2 separate regions of the Homo sapiens genome follow, and region 1 is linked to region 2. The links are chromatin contacts, found by Hi-C or POLR2A ChIA-PET in ENCODE. All regions are on one chromosome and are shown on one strand. Each heading gives the region's core, a stretch centred on a gene start or an enhancer-like site at or near the end of the contact. The rest is flanking DNA. Distances are from core to core; before and after follow the strand shown. Region 1 has its middle 16 kb from the start of PHF19. Region 2 has its middle 15 kb from the start of MEGF9.

The links. A loop is a pair of places that touch in the nucleus more often than their neighbours do. ChIA-PET counts read pairs that join two places held with the same protein, here RNA polymerase II (POLR2A). Pooled maps may share reads with other maps.
Region 1: a loop to region 2 is called in a pooled map, with 2.1 times the contacts of the local background. The contact joins two enhancer-like sites. A Hi-C loop is called at or near these places in 2 of 50 pooled maps. POLR2A ChIA-PET finds 5 or more read pairs at or near these places in 4 of 52 experiments (activated CD4-positive, alpha-beta T cell, activated T-cell and activated naive CD4-positive, alpha-beta T cell).

The regions. Positions count from the first base shown.
Region 1 is chr9:120,889,598-120,896,712 of GRCh38, forward strand. It overlaps a transcript of PHF19 not described here. Among named protein-coding and RNA genes, the nearest start is that of PHF19, 16 kb to the left of the region's middle. RefSeq lists enhancers at 3,024-3,243, 7,098-7,115. Within about 2 kb of position 2,119, at least 10 of the 41 ENCODE cell types and tissues checked have a DNase peak (open chromatin) inside an H3K27ac peak, as active enhancers do.
Region 2 is chr9:120,725,562-120,732,660 of GRCh38, forward strand. No RefSeq gene overlaps it. Among named protein-coding and RNA genes, the nearest start is that of MEGF9, 15 kb to the left of the region's middle. RefSeq lists an enhancer at 999-1,088. Within about 2 kb of position 5,845, at least 7 of the 41 ENCODE cell types and tissues checked have a DNase peak (open chromatin) inside an H3K27ac peak, as active enhancers do.

The DNA.
Region 1 (7,115 bases), core at 869-3,368, 160 kb after region 2:
TGGTGTGGTGGCAGGCGCCTGTAGTCCCAGCTACTCAGGAGGCTGAGTTGGGAGGATCAATTGAGCCTGGGAGGTTGAGGCTGCCTTCAGTGAGCCATGATTGTGCCACTGCACTCTGGCCTGGGTGACAGAGCAAGACCCTGTCTTGAAAAAAAGAAAGAGAGAGAGAGAGAAAGAAAGAAAAGAGAAAGAAGAAAGGAAGAAAGAAAGAAAGAGAAAGAAAAAAGAGAAAAAGAAAAAGAAAGAACTAACAAGAAAGAAAGAGAGGAAGGAAGGAAAGAGTGGACAGGCTCTAGGATCTGGACTGGACTTGGACTTAGAATCTGGACTTGGACAACCTAAGGTCAGGTTCTGCCATGTATTAAGCAATGTGGATAATAATGGCACCCACAGCTCACAAAATTGCATGTGAAAACACTTTGTAAACTATAAAGTATTTTGAGCCCTGGAGGGCAGTGGGATGGGACCATCATGCCTCAGGCAGCTTCTCATCTCAGTGCCCAGTTCAAGACCTGGCACCCAGTAAATGTCCCATAAGTGTTTGCTGAGTGAATAGATAAACAAGTGATTATCATCATCCTTTTAACTTGATCTCAGCTTTGCAGAATAAAAACAGGCAGATGCTGTTGGACCCTGATTCAGGTTTTGTGAGCTGAGGCCTCACAAATGAGCCTGCTTTTTTTTTTTTTTTTTTTTTTCCTGTTAACGCTTTTGACGTTTTCATTTTAATATGTGAAACCTGGCTACTTGTCTCAGGGAGAGTTTATGGAAAAAAAGCTTCCAGCTGGCTTTGGGCAGCCCATAAAAATGTACTGAAATGTCTAACTTTGACCAGTTAGAAATTAGGAGCTGTTGGGGGATGCAGGCCGGTGACGCCACTCGCCCTGGTGAGGCCACTGAATTTCAGTAATTAGCTCTCTGGGCAGGAGGACTCGCTCCTAATTCCTTCCTGGTTCCGAGTCAAAGGATGAGGCCCTGAATCTGTTAAAGAGAAACCACAGCTTTCAGATAACAGACAAACATGTCTTTAACACACGCAATCTTTGATTCAAATGATTTCAAAGGGCATGGGGGAGGGAAGGGTTTTTGTGAGCTTTAACCGAAGCCGCTCATCAGAATGTCAGCTCTCCAAATCCTATCCTTCCCTCAGCTCAAGTCTGACCTCCTCCAGGAAGCCCTCCTTGGTAACCCCAGCCCATCACAGGTTTGTTCATCCACACGACTCCTTGCTTTAAAACTCTCCAGAGGGTCTGCCTAACTTCATGGTCAAGTTCAGTCTTCTTAGTTTGGCATACAAGGCCCTTTGTGATCTGACACCTTCTCACCTGTGTAGCCTCTTCTCCTACTCTCCACCCCCACCCTTTAACCCAGGTGCGACAAACAACCTTCACCCCTCTCCCCGGAATTTGGGCCTCAGAGCCTTGGACTGTGTTTTTGCCTTGATGGGGATTTTCCTTCCCCTTCGTCATGTGGCTGGATGGTCCTTATTCCCAAAACTCACCCCAAGCCTCTCCTGCAGGGGTGGGGAGAGATTGAGCCCCCAGGGCTGGGTTAGGTATCCCTGCTCATGCCCCAGAGCGCCTGGGTTTCTGCTCATCACAGTTAGTGTAAGGATCCATTTACTCATCTGCCTCTCCCGCCCTCTTCCCTTCTCTCCCCTCCTCTCCCCTCCTTTCCCCTTCTTCTCCTCTCCTTCCCTCCCCTCCCCTCTCTGAGGAACTTGGTCCAGCTACAGTCAATATCTAGAGAAGGTATTGGCCTAGAGAACCTTGCTCAATCTTAAGCCCGCACACCTGCCGTACTTTGGGATCACCCCGGGAACCTTAACATGCTGATGCCTGTGTTCTTATCTTCAGAGACTCTGGTTTGATTGGCCTGGATGTGGCCTAGGCATGGGGTGAAGAGTGTGGGTTGAAAAGCTCCCCGGGTGGTTCAAGGTGCAGCCCAGGTGGAGCGCCACCATAATTTACAGCACACGACTCAAGACCCACCCAGCCACTTAGAGGAGCTGCACTCCAGGCACCTCGGGGAGTATAACCTTGAACTCGGAACCCCACTATATTTGCCATATTTGTTGTGTTGAAAGAAAACTAGTCATCTGTTTATCTGAGTCAGTAGCATTGAGCAGCTGTATAGTCCCCCACAGGCCCCACCCAGTCTTCCGTGCTTGTTAGGAGAGACGGAAGCATCACAGTCACCTGGTAGAAGGATGCCTGTCTGAGCCCCACCCCAAATCCAAGGAGCCAGACCAGGGACCCTGTGCTATAAACAAGTCTCCTGGTGATCCTTCTGCACACAAATGTGCCAGGGCTCAAAACATCCTAAAACAGGCTGCAAACCCCTGACGCCTTGCAGAGCCAGGTAGGAAAGTTCAAAGCAAAGAAAGGCCTCCAGGGGACCATGCGGGGACTGGAAAACGACTGGCTCTAGCAAATTCTTGTCCTTTGGGAATGTGGGCCCCATGTTGTCAAGTCCCTCTTTTTTAAAAAGAGAATGCCAAAAATCTGAATTTTTAAAAAGGTGAAACTTGTTTAAAGCTGACAACTAATTCAAGCCATTTAAGTACACAGCTCAGACCAAACAAAACTTACCTGGGACCTGAATTTAGCATCTATTACCAATGTTTGCGGCAAACCCCACACGTGGATGAAGCTAGAGGGTGGTGTGCTTGCCTGGCCTTGTCTCGGCTCTCTCTTTTTTGAGCTGTTTTCCTGCTATGGGACTTGGGCCAGCACGGAGTAGGAGTGGGGAGGCGGTGGGGAGCGGGTACAGGAAACGGCCCCTGAGACTTGTGCCGTACGTGCAATTGGGAGGCTGTTTGGGGACATTGTTCCTCACGTTTAACAGTGTTCTCTTCATGCCAACTCTCTAAAAAAATACCTCTCAGGTCTCAGGGCCTAATAGAGTTTTGATTTGCCTCAGCAATGGTGTGCCAGTGTCTTATGGACACTGAATTGCGTGGGATCAAGTTTTAGCTGCTAGAAAGGTCAGAGGGCAATTTGTGGCCTGTCCCCATGGCATATAGGACCTCAAGGTCCACACTTGTATACCTGTCATTCCTGGGTGCTTCTGACCTTTCCAACTTCTGTTTTTCGTTTGATGCTTGTCACATGACCACTCCTGTAAAATTTTATGCTTGTATATCAAATAAAGAAGTTAAGTGCTTTCTGAAATAAGGCATGCTATAAATAAATAAGCCCATAAAAATAGTAAGTGCTGAAAAAAAGGGTTATTGAATACATGACTACTTGAATGATTCATTTTGTGGTTGCACACAGGGCCTTGCACAGAGCAGGTGTTCAGGAAATGAGGGCAGGATGGTAGAGTGGAAAGCAGCAGTTTAGAGATGGAAAGACAATAGCCCTGCCATTTCCTAGCGACTGGGACCTTAGCCAAGCTGACTAACCTCTCTTAGCCTCAGTTTCCTCGTCTGTACAATGGGGACAATCTCAGTGCCACCTTATCAGAGTTGCTGGGAGGATTGAGTAAGATGATGTAAAGTGCCTAGCATGTAACAGGCACTTAATAAGTGGCAGCTGTGATTATTTCAACACCAGAAATACCCTCATCTATGAATGTCATTGTTAAATGACTTAGTAAAGGCAGTAATGTGTGCAACATGAGTGAGGACGCTCTCCCTTTGCTCAAGCCAGCTAGAGTGTGACAGAGAAACCACATGGATTCACTGGGTCAATAAAATGGGGAGGCCTTCCAGAAGCTCTCGATTCCCTCAGCTCCTTGTCCCAGGTCTCTGCTCCCCTCCACACCAGGGCCCCTCTGATTATAGCAGTGATGGCAGGTGGCTCCCTGTCTGAGTGTGGCTGCCCCATCACTCCCCTCTCAGCATGCTTATGTGCTAAAGACCCTGTCCTGTCTGCCCCCGTCATCCAATCTCTAGCCCTAGCCCTGTACATTCCCTTTCTGGAAGCCTCTGGCAGTTTTCTGCAAGCTTCCCAGCCCTGACTGATCCCTCTCCTGGTCATCACTTAAGTGAGCAAATTCATCTTTGAACGGTTCCTTGACCTTTTGCTTGACAGATGCACGCATGCTTTAGAAAGCACACGTCATGCAGTGCACAGGAGGTGCACTCAGAGATGACTGAATGTAGTGTCTGGGGCTCACTCCCTCTGAGGGTTGGACACCAGGCAGACAGTCAGGAAAGCAACTCTCTAATACTGTTACGAGGGAGAAAATACATCATATAGATCCCTGCGATGGAAGGTGGTCTATGGTGAGTTGTAGGTTTCCCTAAGGGCCTAAAATTTATTCATAAGAGGCACTGTTGCATAGGGCAGTGGTTCTCAAAGTGTAGCTCCAGACCTGGAGCATCAGCCTAGACTGGGAGCTCTTATAAATGCAAAATCTCCAGCCTCACTCCAGAACTACTGACTCAAACCATGTGGGGCCCACCCAGCGCTCCCAGTTTTCACAAGCCCAGGGGTGATCCCATGTAGGGCCGGTTTTTGGACCACTGGAATGGTGGATTCATTTGGAACCTGTCACCTCATCTGTCAACAGGGACGACCCTAATCATGGCAGTGGCTTCTGGAAGGGCCACGAGATGAACGTGGGAAGCCTGCCTGGCACGTGGTTGGTGCTGAGCCACCGTCCCCTAAGACTGATCACCCACTACCTTTGGAGGGTCAGCTACCGCCTGGCGCTGTTCTCTGTCAGTCATGGAACCCAAGATAAGGGCTCCAGCAGAAAGGAGAAACAGGATGGAGGTCAGGGAAAGCTGATCTGAAACTTAGGCTAAGGCCCTGAATGCCAACCTTAGGACCTCTCTTTGCCTCTGTCTGCGGCGGAGACTCACATGTTTCCATTACTTTTCTGTAATACAACAAAGCAACGGAATCCTTGGGATTCTGGCCATCCCGGAGGTACCTCCCGGGTCCGTGGCGGGGCAAGCCCTTTTTCCACGACGCCTCCCACCCGCCTCGTCTGCTTTGGCCGCGCTCCCGCGAAGGCCGCGGCGGGAGGCCCCTGATAGGGCGCGCAGGCCCCGGCTGCCAAGAGAAGGCCGGGCGCGGGCCAGGAGCCGGCGCCTGCGAGCCAGGGCAGCCCCGCGCGTTTGGAATGCGAGCGCCGCTCAATGCGTTCCATATGGCGGCGGCGCGGGCCCACCCGGCCGCCCGCGGCTCCCCAGCCTCGCGCCCGCCCCGCGGGTTCTTGTCGATCTCCCGGACCCACCTGGGCGCTGGGATAGGGACCACGGATTACCAAGACCAGCATAGTGCAGGGCACGTAGGAGGCATCCGGAGGCTTTGATGAATGAATGCTAAATACACGACTTACTGGTAGAAGGCGTCAGAGAGTCGACTCCTTAAATAACCCAGCACACAGTCCGCCAGCCTCGGCTCCACCAAAAATCGATGGGAGCCTGCCATGGGCGAGGACCTTCTCTTGTATTTGTGTAATCCCAGTCCCAGATCCCCGACTGGTCAGGGACTTTGTTCTCCAGCTTTGCCCAAGATGACAGTTGGGCTCAGAGCTGGTGATGTGACTTGCCCAAAGTCACACAGGTAGCAAGTAGCACGTCGGGATTTGAATCCGGGTTAAAGGACTCCACGTCCAGTGCTCTTTCTATCCAAACTCCAGAGGGAGGGGACCCTGCTGACACCTTAATGTACCCTGGCCTCCCTGGAGGCTTTTCTCATTGGAATCCCAGAGTTACTAAGACTTATAAAGGATAGAACTGTCCCCTTAATCCCGGGCATGGGGGCTAATGCCAGTAATCCTAGCACTTAGGGATGGAGAGGTGGGAGGATGGATTCAGCCTGAGTTCGAGACCAGCCTGCGCAACATAGCAAGATCCCGTCTCAAAAAAATAAAAAATATGCCAGGGTGACAAAGAGAAACTCTGTCTCAAAAGAAAAAAAAAAAAAGATAAAATAAGAAAACAAAAAACAAAAACAACAAAAAACCCCAAAACAAAGCATAGAACCCCCCAGTGAGCTCTACTTTGCTCCCCTCTCCCAGGGTTTTGAGCTTTAAATTTAAGGACAAGTGATTGCCTTAAAGAGAAGCCTGTGACTTTCATGTTGCGTTTATCTAATTAGCTATAATGGCACTTTTTTTTTTGAGTCAAGTTCTCACCAAGGCTGGAGAGCAGTGATGCTATCTTGGCTCACTGCAGCCTCGACCTCCTGGGCTCAAGTGATTCTCCTGCCTCAGCCTCCCGAGTAGCTGGGACTACAGGCATGCACCACCACACCCAGCTAATTTTTGTATTTTTAGTAGAGATGGGGTTTCACCACGTTGGCCAGGCTGGTCTTGAATTCCTGACCTCAAGTGATCTGCCTGCCTCATCCTCCCAAAGTGCTGGGATTACAGATGGGAGCCACTGCGCCTGGCCAAATTATACACTTTAAGTGGGTAAATTGTATGGTGTGTGAATTGCATCTTTAAAAAGCTGTTACCAAAAAACTCCAAGCTTTGCTGCTCCTCACTAGCCATGTGACCCTGAAGAGTGACCTCACCTCTCTGAGCCTCAGTTTCTTTATCTGTAAAATGGGCAGGATAAAAGTAGCTGCCTCAGGAGGTTGTTGTGAGGTTTTAAGGGGAGGAATTATGTAACAAGTTAGCATGGTACTTGATATACAATAAAACCTTGATAAATAATAACACTAGCTAGTGTTTACTGAGGGCTCACTCGTACCTGGCACTCTGCTAAGCTCTTAGGTCCATGATCTCATTTAATCCTCTAACCACTCTCATGCCAATTGTGTAGTGGAGGAGACCGAAGCTTGGACAGATGAGGCACAGATTAGAACCCTGAAGCTTGGGTTCTGAACCATGAGACAGTGTTGGTTTTTGTGTAGTTTTATGTTTGTATGGTTCTTTTTTTTTTTTTCTTTTTTTTTTTTTTTTTTGAGACGGAGTTTCGCTCTGTCGCCCAGGCTGGAGTGCAGTGGCGCGATCTCGACTCACTGCAAGCTCCGCCTCCCGGGTTCACGCCATTCTCCTGCCTCAGCCTCCCGTGTAGCTGGGACTACAGGCACGCGCCACCACGCCCGGCTAATTTTTTTTGTATTTTTAGTAGAGACGGGGTTTCACCGTGTTAGCCAGGATGGTCTCGATCTCCTGACCTCGTGATCCGCCCGTCTCGGCCTCCC
Region 2 (7,099 bases), core at 4,595-7,094:
GAGGCGGGCGGATCATCTGAGGTCAGGAGTTCAAGACCAGCCTGGCCAACATGGTGAAACCCCATCTCTACAAAAATTAGCCAGGCATGATGGCAGGTGCCTGTAATCCCAGCTACTCAGGAGGCTGAGGCAGAAGAATCATTTGAACCCAGGAGGCGGAGGTTGCAGTGAGCCGAGATCATGCCATTGCACTCCAGCCTGGATGACAGAGCGAGACTCCGTCTCTAATAATAATAATAATAATAATAATAATAATAATAATAATAAAATGATAATAATCAGGATCTGCTCTCAGGCAGCAGTTGGGACCTTAGGAATTACAAAATCTTCCAAATTAGGTCACATTTGTGTAAAGGAATTAGAAACATCTTTCCCATTTCATCAGGCCCAGATTAGAACAGCCTCTGCAGAGGGTCCTAGTAGATCAGTCCTCCTGTCAGGCCCATGGGTGTGATTTCCTTTCTCAAACAGCCACTGAACTTTTCTTATGATTATGGAGTGTTTATTGGGTGTGTGCAATGTGTCAGGTGCAGTCTGGAATTTGGAACTGTCACATACTGGCAGCATGACCTCTTTAAGAGGCAGGAACTTGTTATCTCTGTCATCCGGTCCCATGTTGGGGAACTATCTATGAATCAGCCAAGATGGGTTCCCAGCCCTCCATCCATCTCCCTTCAAGGCAAAATGGTCTAATGGGAAAAGTCCATGATCTAGCATACCTGGCTGCTCTACTTCCAGCCTATGTTACTTAGAGCAAGAATCACCTATTTTAACCTTCAGTTTTGTCAGCTGTAAAATAAGCATACAATACCTGGTCTACCTATTGTGTTGCTAGGAGGAATCATTCATTCATTCATTCAGCAGAAATGTGTTAAACACTGATATAGAGATACCCTAGTGTACAAGACAACAAAAAAGGTGCATACAATATAGTAAGATAATCAATTAACAAATAAATGGGTAAATAATCAAGATATTTACAGATTAAGCAAGTGCTACGAGGGAGATAAAAATGGTGCTGTGACACAGAATAATATCCCCTTAGAGTGATGAAGGAAAGCCTTGCTGAGATGTGACATTCAACCTGAAAGCAAAAGGAGTCAACTCTACCAACACTGGAAGGAACAGCAAGTGCAAGACTTTGAAGTTGGAAAGAAACAGAAAGGAAACCAGAATGGGTGAAGCATATTAAGTGAAGGAGAGAGTGGTACAAGCTAGAGGGCAGGACTCTGTAGCCAGGGAAGAAGACTGGGCTTCATTCTAGGAGCAAAGAGAAGTCAGGGAGCGTTTTAAGCAGGGAGATGAGGGCAGATTATAGAGCAGCAGGGACAGAAGCACAGATAGCAGCCAGAAGGCTGAGTTGTCCAGGCGTGAGAAGATGGTGGCCTGGACTGGCTTAGAGGCAGATTCAGAATCTGTTTTAGAAGTGGAATTGTCAAGACTTGCTGTTGGATTGGTGTGGGGTGAAGGAAAGACAGAAATAAAAAGTTACTCCTAGATTTTGGAATCCACAGGATCACTCACTCACTCATGCATTCAACAAACATCAATTAAGCACATATACCTGCCTGTCTCTAGGCATGGTGTTGGGGATAAAGATGGAGATGAAGATCACAGCTTTGTCAGGGAAATGGACCAGAAAATAGGCAAATATAATGCATTTAAGTAAGTGCAGTAAATATTAAAGAACATCGAACTCTGCTGAGGGGAAAGAATCAAAGAAAAGTCTTCCTAGGGGAGGGGAGTTTGAGCTAAGCCTTGAAGGAGCAACAGGAATAGCAGAAGGGCTCTGGGGTTATAGAACAGAGCTCTGAAATAATAACAATCGTAGTAGTAGTAGTAGTAGTAATAGCAGCTGATATTTGTTAAGGCCTCACAATGTGCTAGGTACTGTTGTAAGCATAAATGAATCATTTAATTCTCACATAAGAATCCTATAAAGTAGATCCTATTACCATCATCCCCACTTTACAGACGAAGAAGCAGAGGCACAGTTAACCTCAGTTACATAACTTGCCCCAGATCACACTCATAATGACAGAGCCAGGCTTTAATCGCATGCATTTTGGCGCTGGAAACTATGCTCCAAACACCGCAAGAAACTGCCTCACTGTGGGACGTCACCGCACATTTAGGGGCGGACAACAGGTGCAGGAGGTATAAGGTGTAGGAAGGTAGGAACTGATGGGAGGTCACGTAAATGACATGAAAGTATTTTGCAAACTATAAAGTGCTGTCCCCAAGCAGATTATCATCACTACTATTATAATAAATAACTGCCTTTCCTCCCTGTGAAAAATGAAGGCTTCTCAGCAGTATCTCTGGGTTATTGGCCTTGGAAAAAAGTGGCTGCTTGGAGGGCCTGCCCAGACAGAGGGAATCTCGGGAAAGGATGGGCTGACGTGAATCTGACCCTGAGTTGGGAAGCAGCAGATGTGGGCTCTGGTCCCAGCTCTGCACCTAACTTATTATGTGGTCTTGGGTGGGTTACCTCCCCACCCTGTCTTTAGTTTCCCCATTGCTAAGATAGAAGGAGGAAAGAGTGGGGATTTTTTTTTTTCCAGACGGAGTCTCACTCTGTCACCCAGGCTGGAGTGCGGTGGTGCGATCACGGCCCACTGCAACCTCTGCCTCCCGGGTTCAAGCAAATCTCCTGCCTCAGCCTCCTGAGTAGCTGGGACTACAGGCACATGCTACCATGACCAGCTAATTTTTGTATTGTTTTTAGTAGAGATGGGGTTTTGCCATGTTGGCCAGGCTGGTCTTGAACTCCTGACCTCATGTGATCTGACTGCCTTGGCCTCTCAAAGTGCTGTGATTACAGGTGGCTCACACCTGTAAGATAATCAATTAACAAATAAAAGAGTGGGGATTCTAAGGCCTTTTTCAGCCTTCACATTTTGAACAATCGCTGCTACTGTTGGTGTTCCACTTCTCCGAGCTGGACAGTGACCGAAAAAGAATGTCACCTTGGGGCCCTTTACCAAAACAAAGGCTTGCTGGCAACCTCGGATGGCAGTGGCACCTTCCAGAAAGCAGGACCCATGCTGGATGGGAAGCCCATGGCTTATGTCCCCTGAGTCCACAGATCTCCAGTTCAGACGCTTCTCATCACTCCTGTCCCTGCCAGGACACTCACTGGTTTCAAGCTCCTTGAACCAGGCCCATTCCTGTCCCTTTTAATGTTCCAGTGGGAGTCTGAGTAATGACAGCATTCTGGATACCATCCTTTCCAGGATGTGGCCAGAAGACGCAGATGGAGTTTACATCCTAAGGGGTCCCGTTTTGATTTTTCTGTGAGCCAAAAACCCCAGGGCTTTCTCACATGCGCTGCTCCAGGCTCCATCTTTTGCCATTGAGGGTTTTGTATTCACTGTCCTGGAATTAAAAGTGTTCTCAAGGGATGCAGCATTGAGTCTTTCTCCTCATGTCTCAGGATCTTCATCATGAGAATACAATCATAAGCCTGCAAGAGATCCCCTTACATCAAAGTCATTCAATCCAAACCCTTCTCGCTGACACAGAACTCCGTAAACTGTAAAGCACTGTTGTACATTATTAATTCACATATTATTCCTTCTGTACCTTATAAAAGTCCTAGTTTGGGCAGGGCTAGGATTACCAGATAAAATGCAAGATGTCCAGTTAAATTTAAAATTCAAATTTAACTAGGCATCTTGTGATTTGATCCATTAAATCTAGCAGCCCTTGATGGGATCAACAGTCCCATTTTGCAGAACTGAAGCTCAAAGGGATGAAAGGATTTTACCCAAACTGCTTGAGAGCAGGGACTATGTCTGACTTTTTAAAAATATTTTTTTCAAACATGAGAAGTATATTCCCTTAAAGCCAGTGTATCAGTCCATTTAGCAGTGATCTAAAAGATTTATGCTTTGTGAAAAGCCTATTCATCTATGAATAGAGAATCTATGCCCTGTGTCTGTGTAGGTGTATATGTTGCACAGAACATTAAAAAGTTAATAAATTCATTTTTAATCCCCAGTTCCCAAGTTGGGGTTAGCTCAGAGAAGATGCTTGAGAAATGTTTACTCAACTATTGGGCTTTCTGAATCTTTCATTCCTACAAGAACCCTACAGAATGAAAAAGAAATTGCTGGCTCAGGACAAAGAATGGCCCCAGAATGCAGTGTCAGGCTTCCCTGATCTTCCTACATGGCTGTGCCAAAGATGAGTTGAGTTTCAGGAAAGTGCAGTGAAACTATCAGCAGTGAAACTATCACATCATGAAATAGTCATGGGCCTCACGAAAAGGCTTCTTGTCATTACACTTCCTTCCTGCTCCAGGTTTAAGACCACAGGGAGGCTTCCCTAAGGCTGCCAAATACAGCGAGGTCTTGGCATAAATGTTGCCCAAGGAGTCCTTACACCATCAAAGGCAGAGGCACAAAGTCCCTTTCCTGCCCTTTGGATGAGTAGACCTGTTGGGGGCGCTGGTGGGACAGCCCCCAGGTGGCTTCTAGACTTAGCTCATCTCCCTCCTGATGGACAGCTCAGGATCTGTCCACTGACAGATCACATACTTTTTTCAGCTGCCCAGCCAGAGCTGTGAATAAACACAGACTCTCCGAGAAGACTTGAGCTGCCGATGACAGAGGTCAGGGGTCTTGGTTCCATTCCAGGCTGTCAGCTAAGAAAGAGGATCTGCTGAAGAATTGGAGCCTGGGCATGAGCTCTTGCCATGGATGGAACTTTTTTCATGTGTGAGGTTCACCAGTTAATCCTAGAACGTTAGAGTTAGAAGAGATGGCCTTAAAAAGCACCTAGGTCAGGCCACGCATGGTGGCTCACGCCTGTAATCCCAGCACATTGGGAGGCCAAGGCGGGCAGATCACCTGAGGTCAGGAGTTCGAGACCAGCCTGACCAACATGGAGAAACCCCATCTCTACTAAAAATACAAAATTAGCTGGGCGTGGTGGCACATGCCTGTAATCCCAGCTACTTGGAAGGCTGAGGCAGCAGAATCGCTTGAACCCAGGAGGCAGAGGTTGCAGTGAGCCAAGATCGTGCCATTGCACTCCAGCCTGGGCAACAAGAGCGAAACTCCATCTAAAAAAAAAAAAAAAAAAAGCATCTAGGTCTAATCCAAACATTCTTCCAGGAAGACACACCAAGGCTCAGAGCAGGAAAGGACTCATTCAAGCTCACATGATAACTTGGCAGCAGAACCAGGCCTGGAATGCATATTTCTTCTTGGTGCTGCATTCCTGATTCAGAAGAGCAGCTCTCCCTGCTAAGCAAACAGCAGGTGGGCGGATGTGGTCACTAATCAGTGCACTGGCACTGTGGGTCATTGAGCTTTAACCCCAGAGCACCATTAACAGCTTAACCCAGTCTGTCACCCTCTCCTCCCTGGAGGCCCTGCAGTCCTCAGGATTAGAAATAAACTGCTCTCAGCCAAGCCCCTGAAATAGGAGATGAAATGGCCCACAGAGACCATCCAATTTAGTTCCCCCAGTGATGCCGAATCCCCACCCTCTGTGCTGGGAAGCAGTTCCAGTGACCAATGAGCTCAGTGAGCTTGCAGGTGTGTGGGCAGGCTGCACAGAAGCAGAGGGTGGCGAGTGGACCACAGGGGGATGGATGGGCATGGAACTGGTGCAGTTAAGCATCGGCGTTCCCATTCTGTCTCCTGTCAGCTCTGTTCTCAAGTCCTTTTGCTATTACACTAAAGCCCATCTCTGTGAACTTCTGTCTACTGGGTCCAGCTCAGATCCCTGGAGCCCAGGCCACACCCCTTGTGAAGCTGCTAAATTAGGCGGGAACCCTGGTCTGCATGCAGGACTGGCTGCCTGGCTCTGTTCCCTGCCAAGCCAATATCTGTATACCACTTAGGAGAAAAACTCTAAAGCCAAATGAGGAAAAGCAAGGACGGCTCTGCCTGTGATCCTTGGATGGATCCCCTGTATGTGCCAGCACTATTCTCAGCTCTTAGCAGAGAACAGAAAGGCTCTGTTGCTGTTCTCATGGAGTTTATGTTCTGGTTAGGGAGCCAGAGAGTATATGGGTACCTAAATAAATCAGATAATTTCAGAAAATGACAGTGCTAAGAAGAAAACACAGACTAATAATGGGATAGAAAATGACTCCGGGGTGGCATGTCACTTTCACAAGCATGGTCAAGGAAGCCATCTGGGAGAAGGTACACATTGAGCTGAGGCCTGAATGAGAACGAGGAGGCAGGCTGGGGAAGACCAGGGAGACAGAATGGTAAATGCAAAGTCTCATAGACAGACACAAGCTTCGTATGTGTTTGAGAGGGAGAAAAAAGCTGGAATGGGTAGAATATAGCAAATGAGAGAGAGAAAATCTGAAAGGAAGTTTTGGTCTGAGCCACAGTCTAGTGCGCTGAGCTGGGCTAAAGGTTAAATCATGGTGATGATTCCGCTTCCAGAGAAACAGAGCCACAGCAAAGCAGAAATCACAGCATCATCATGGTGCTAACTGTGAAGGCCAGATGCCCACTGGGGCAACTCCACTGTAACTGCAGCTCAGTCAGTTCTCCAATCCAACAGGAAACACCCATCCCAGGTTTGTTTCTAAGCCAGATGACCTCAGGGGGGCTTGTCTGCTGCTCCCCCAAAGCACAGTGTTCTTCTCAAGGAGCCCCCTGGGGCAGAGGCAACTAGAGAAGGAAGCCTACATCTTAAGAGTTTTTGTGAACTATAGAAGGCTAGACCATGAGCTTCACCTCCTTCACGGGCCTCCTTTTCTTGCTTTCAGGAACTGATCTTCTCTTCTCTTCTCTCTCTTCTTTCCTTTTTTAATAAAAACTCTCATGGCGTCCCAGGCTAGAGTACGCAGTGGTGTGATCTCGGATCACTGCAGCCTTCGCCTCCTGGGTTCAAGTGATCCTCCTGCCTCAGCCTCTTGAGTAGCTGGGACTACAGTCTTGTGCCACCACACCTGGCTAATTTTTGTATTTTTAGTAGAGATGGGGTTTCACCATGTTGGCCAGGCTGGTCTTGAACTCCTGACCTCAAGTGATCTGCCTACCTTGGCCACCCAAAGTGCTGGGATTACAGGCGTGAGCCACCGCACCCGGCCTTGCTTTCAGGATCTTCATGGGGTCTCTTCACC